2 separate regions of the Homo sapiens genome follow, and region 2 is linked to region 1. Evidence: chromatin loops called from intact Hi-C (ENCODE). Cell type or tissue: Calu3. All regions are shown on one strand.

The links. Peaks named below come from ENCODE experiments on the same cell type or tissue, not always from the same donor. Only the 100,000 strongest peaks of a DNase experiment are listed, where the experiment ranks them.
Region 2: a loop joins it to region 1, with 24 times the contacts of the local background. A loop is called at or near these places in 12 of 110 quality-filtered maps.

What each region holds. Positions count from the first base shown.
Region 1 is chr21:37,758,033-37,760,532 of GRCh38, forward strand. The region is part of intron 2 of KCNJ6 (potassium inwardly rectifying channel subfamily J member 6); the gene reads right to left. It overlaps LOC101928368 (a long non-coding RNA gene), which reads left to right. Exons shown (of 4, transcript XR_244309.5): 3 at 114-170; 4 at 1,274-2,480. Among named protein-coding and RNA genes, the nearest start is that of KCNJ6, 160 kb to the right of the region's middle. In Calu3, no CTCF peak of the experiment used is centred here; a DNase peak (open chromatin) is centred at 1,139.
Region 2 is chr21:38,125,702-38,128,201 of GRCh38, forward strand. All of the region lies in intron 2 of DSCR8 (Down syndrome critical region 8), which reads left to right. Among named protein-coding and RNA genes, the nearest start is that of DSCR8, 5.5 kb to the left of the region's middle. In Calu3, a CTCF peak has its summit at 1,160; a DNase peak (open chromatin) is centred at 1,150.

The sequences.
Region 1 (2,500 bases):
GGGTGTGGGGATGGTGAGGGAGGAGACCCTGGGCCTGGTTTAGTGGAGGGGGAGAGGCTTCACCTAATTTTCAGGGGTCCAGCTCCAGTTGACTTTCCTCTTTGTGCTCCTAGGCATGAATCCTTGAGCGATTAAGACAGTGGGAGTGACGGGGCAGAGTCACCACGGAGGTGGGTGTCTGCAGATGTCTGTGAGGCTGATGGTGTGTGGGTTCTCTAGGGTCCTGTAACTTTATTATCTTTAGACTCAAAAGGTGTTCTGGGATCATCGTATTTGCATTGGTGGGAGTGTGTGTAGAATAATAGCAGTTATTTTGGGAGAAGTTACCCTGCGCCAGGTGCTGTAAATATCACCTCCTCCTTCCATTCTTAAGATGGGAGTATCCACAGTGGTAAGCTGGTAAACCAAGTGTCCAGAAAAATTAATCCCTCATTTGTAGTGTTTGCTGATTGCCATGATGTGAATTGCTTTTACCACTGCGGATTTCAAGATTATCGACCATTCACAGGATTCCTGAATATCTACCCGTCAACTCTTATGAGCCAGAGGAACTGGCTCTAGTACAAATAAGCCAAGTAAGGGATTGTACAGACATAGGAGTAAGCAATAGAGATTTTTTTTTTGAGACAGGGTCTGGCTATGTTGCCCAGGCTGCAGTGCAGTGGTGCCGTGATAGCTCACTGCAACCTTGACCCTCTTGGGATTAAGTGATCCTCCTGCCTCAGCCTCCCAGGACCACAGGTACATGCCACCATGCCTGCCTACTTTTTTGTTTTTTTGTAGAGATGAGAGCTTGCTGTGTTTCCCAGGCTGGTCTTGAACTCCTGAGCTCCAGTGATCCTCCTGCCTTGGCCTCCCAAAGTGCTGGGATTACAGGTGTGCGCCACCGTGCCTTCCCGGCCTTAGATATTTTACAGGCGAGGAAACTGAGGATTAGAGATCACATGGCTCAGCCCTGCTCACATGGGTTGCAAGAGTTGCCCTCAGTCTGACCCCCAAGGCCATTGCTTTTAAGTCCTCCTCTTGACAGCCTCCTGGCCCCTATCTGAGGCTCAGCTGAGTGGTGACTGTTCCATGTTTGAGGCTGGGGAGGAGATCAGCTCGCAGTTCAGCTTCCTGTCCCCCAGGTGGCAGGGGCGGTCCTGGCTGGGAAGGCTAATTTGTCCGGGCTGCATCTCTGTCCTACTCTCGCCAGCTCTGCCACAGGGCCTCTGTCTTTCCCTTGCGCTTTGAGGTTTCTCTGGGTGCCTCACCCTCCTCTTCTTGTTCCCAGACACACCACTGTGAAATGAATGGCGGGACTGCACTGAACGGCAGAATGTTTGAGGGCTTGGTCATACAGCTGGAGGGAAGAGTGAGACCAGGAAGAGCTGAAACGCGGCCTCTCCATCCCTGTTACAGCAGCACCTTTCTCACTGGGCTGCAGGCACCCTGACCGCAAAGGTGTTCTCACAACCCCGCAGGGTCTTGCTCCTCCCTGTGCCGCCAAGCTTGCCACTCCATCTGCCTGGCACGCTCATCCCCGCCATCCCCATCACTGGCTTCCCATTGTCCCCTGGGTCTTGTCCTTGAGGAAGCCTCACAAGTCATCCTGTCTAAGTAGCACTGTTGGTCTTCTCCATAGAACCTTCTCTTCCTTTCCTGGCATCTATATCATCCTGGAACCATTTTATCTGCGTGTTCACCTGTCCAACCACACTGCGATGGTTTTAAAATATGTTCTTAATTCTTAGACACTCCTTCCTTCCAAAGGCAGAGTGTCATTCCTCTCCTTTTGAGTGTGGGCTGGACTTAGTGATCCCGTTCTGCAGATGAGAACATGGCAGAAGAGGTGCTGTTAGGACTTCTGGGCTGGGTCACGAAAGGACAGCTGCTGGCTGGCCTGCTGTCTTTTGGACTGCTCTCCCCAGGGGCAGCCAGATGCTACATCGTGATGACACTCAAGCAGTCCTACCCAGAGGCCCATGTCAGAAGGAACGAATGCCTCTCACCCACAGGCAGCACCAACTCGCCAGCCACGGCTACGAGCTGCTTTAGAAGTTGACTCAGCCCAGTCGAGCCTTCAGATAACTGCAGACCCAGCCAACATCAGATGGAACCTACAAGAGAATAAGTCCTGGTCCCGACCTGCCCAGCCAAGCTGGTCCTGAATTCCTGACCCACAGAAGCTGCAAGAATAATGTCTCCTGCTACTTTAAGCCACTATGTTTTGGCATATTAGGTAGCAATGGAGGATTAATATAAATGTTGAAATGCTATGATTCCTCATTTCATGGACAAGGAAACTGAGCCACAGAGAATTTACACGGCTCACCTAAGGCCACACAGAGTCAGAATTTGGACAGAGGCAGTCTGATTCCAGAGTCCACACCCCTGAGCCCTGTACTACAACCTCCCTCCAAACAAGGCACCATCTCAAACAGTGTCATTTTTCCTGTGAAGCCCCGATTAGGTGGTGGGCAGGCACAGGATCTTTCCCTCCCCAGACAGATGTAAGTCC
Region 2 (2,500 bases), 370 kb after region 1:
ACACTGCTAAATGTCTTAAACTTTGTGTGTGGGAGGGCGTAACTACTGGATTTTATAAGTGCTTATTACACTTGAAGATGACAGATTTCTTTTCTATTGAACATTTTAAAGAACAATTTAGTTCATCCCAACTGATATTTTCTGAAGGCCGCTATGTACCAGGTTCTGTTACAGGTGAATGGACCCATCAGTGAACAAAACCTTAAAAAAATTACAAATCATTTGGAAATCCACTATTACAGTGGCTTCTTCAGGGATGATACTGTTTTCCAATATGCTACCTAGGAAATGTGCTTCTTTCCAAACTCACTGTTATGTCTCAAGCGATTAGTTCATGGCTCAGAAGAAACATAAGTGAGAGGTGCTCCTTCTACAGCCCTTACTTTGTGCTTGTTTCTGGCACTCACCACTTTCGACCTTGTCATTCGTGTGCTTGTTTTATTTTCTTACAAGACTTTGAGTTTCTTGACAGGATTTCATCTGTATTTGATTTTCTACAATTATCTGCAGCATTTTGCATATAAGCATTAAAAAGATTTATTTCATTTGCTGAATAATAATGAACATGGCTGTTTTGTATTCTTTTTATGAGATGGTCAGTCACATGCAGCCACGGAGGAGACACAGGGGAGGCTCAGGAAGACAGAGTATTATACTCACAGGTCCTACAAAGAGGAGGCACGCCATGCCACGCAGGACCACACGGGAAAAAACACCAGAGTGGTCAGGAGGCAGGAGGCAGGAGCTCAGGAAATCATTCAACCTTTACTGAGGTTTCGCGGGAAAGGCAGGTGAGCAGCTTAGGATGGGCTAGTTTGAATCATCCTGGTGGGCTCTAAGCTCTAGGGATGGCCCTAGTTGTCTAGTACCCAGCTCTGGAATGGTTAAGGCAGAAATTTTAAAAAATGAAAATTTAAAAAATATATATGTGTACAATATCATACACACATATATACAAAATAATACACATATATATTGTGTTTGTGTGTACACACACACACACACACACACACACGTGACAACTTCATGCTAGGGAGAATGGTGATTCTAGACATCCTGAACTCCAGAATGATGGTGAAATAGGTAATGCAAGTCACCTCCCCACCTGCTCCTGACTCGGTCGGCTCCCTCGGTGGGTGAGAGGGTTGTTGGTCTGCCCTTTGGCGCCCTCTAGGTGAGAACACTGCATAGGCCATTCTGGTCTCATTGCTGCAGTTTGTACTTTTCATAGGAAAAAATTAGCAAGCTGACCTCTGTTTTGGAATGCCTCAGAAGCTAGAATAGAAGCCCACTCACTCTCCTACAGCACCCCTTTATCCCCACACACCTGTCTTTGCTAGGTAATAAGCAGATGCGGCTTGCAGACACAAAGCGTGAATACGATTAGTAAATTCACCTTGTGAAATGCAGCTCCACCTTCCTCTAATTTGGCCTTAGGGGTTGTTTTGCTATTTTTATGAGTCTGTATGTAATTAGCCACAATTAAAATCTGAAGTCTCTAAGTATTTTCACAGTCCAATTTCATCTGAGGCAATGAAAAATAAATAACTCACAGTGACTTTATTACTTCTGTTTCTCAGATTTGGGGAAGCAGAATAGTGAAGTGGGTCTCTTCACACATCCACAGGACAGGTAGGATTCGCAGGGGCTTGAAAGTCCCATAACTCAAGTGCATTTCACCTGTACTGTCAACACTGTCTATGGGCAAGACTTAAGGCAGCAACGTCCAGCAATTCTTTGTGTGCGAGGATCTCATTTCATCCTTCTTCCAGGGAGGAGAGGGGTGAGAAAAAATGACTCCCAAACCTCTTGTTACCATCCTGTCTCCACTTCTGAGCTCTGTCATTGTTTATGTCATTTGTATTCCAGATTCCAAAAGGATATGAAAGATCTGCCTGAGATCTAGTAGCATATTTCCAGCTGGCTCTTGGGAATCAAGAATATATACAAAGCATTGTTGACAACAAATGTTTATTTACTCTGAAGATGGTTTCCCCTTCTGTGTGAGTCAGGGTTCTGCAGAGAAACAGAACCAATGGGATATACATAGTGCTGTGGTTTGAATGTGTCCCCTCCAAATTTCATGTTGAAACTTAATCCGTATTGAGGTGATATTAAAAAGTGGAGCCTTTTGGGAAGTGATTAAGCCATGATGGCTCCACCATCATGAATAGATGAGTGCCTTATAAAAGGGCTGGAAAGAAATGGATTAGGCCCTTTTGCCCTTCAGCCTTCTGTCACATAAGGATACCATCAAAAAACACCACTGATGGAGCATTCCCTCACTAGATATGGAACCAGCCAGCCTTGATCTTGGACTTTCCGGACTCCAGACCTGTGGGAAATAAACATTCTGGTCTTTATAAACTACCTCGTCTTAGGTGTTTTGTTAGAGCAGCACAAACAGACAGGACAGAAATACATGTAGGAGGAGACTGGCTTATTTGATTACAGAGAGCAAGGAGTCCCACCATCTGCTATCTGCAAGCTGGAGAACCAG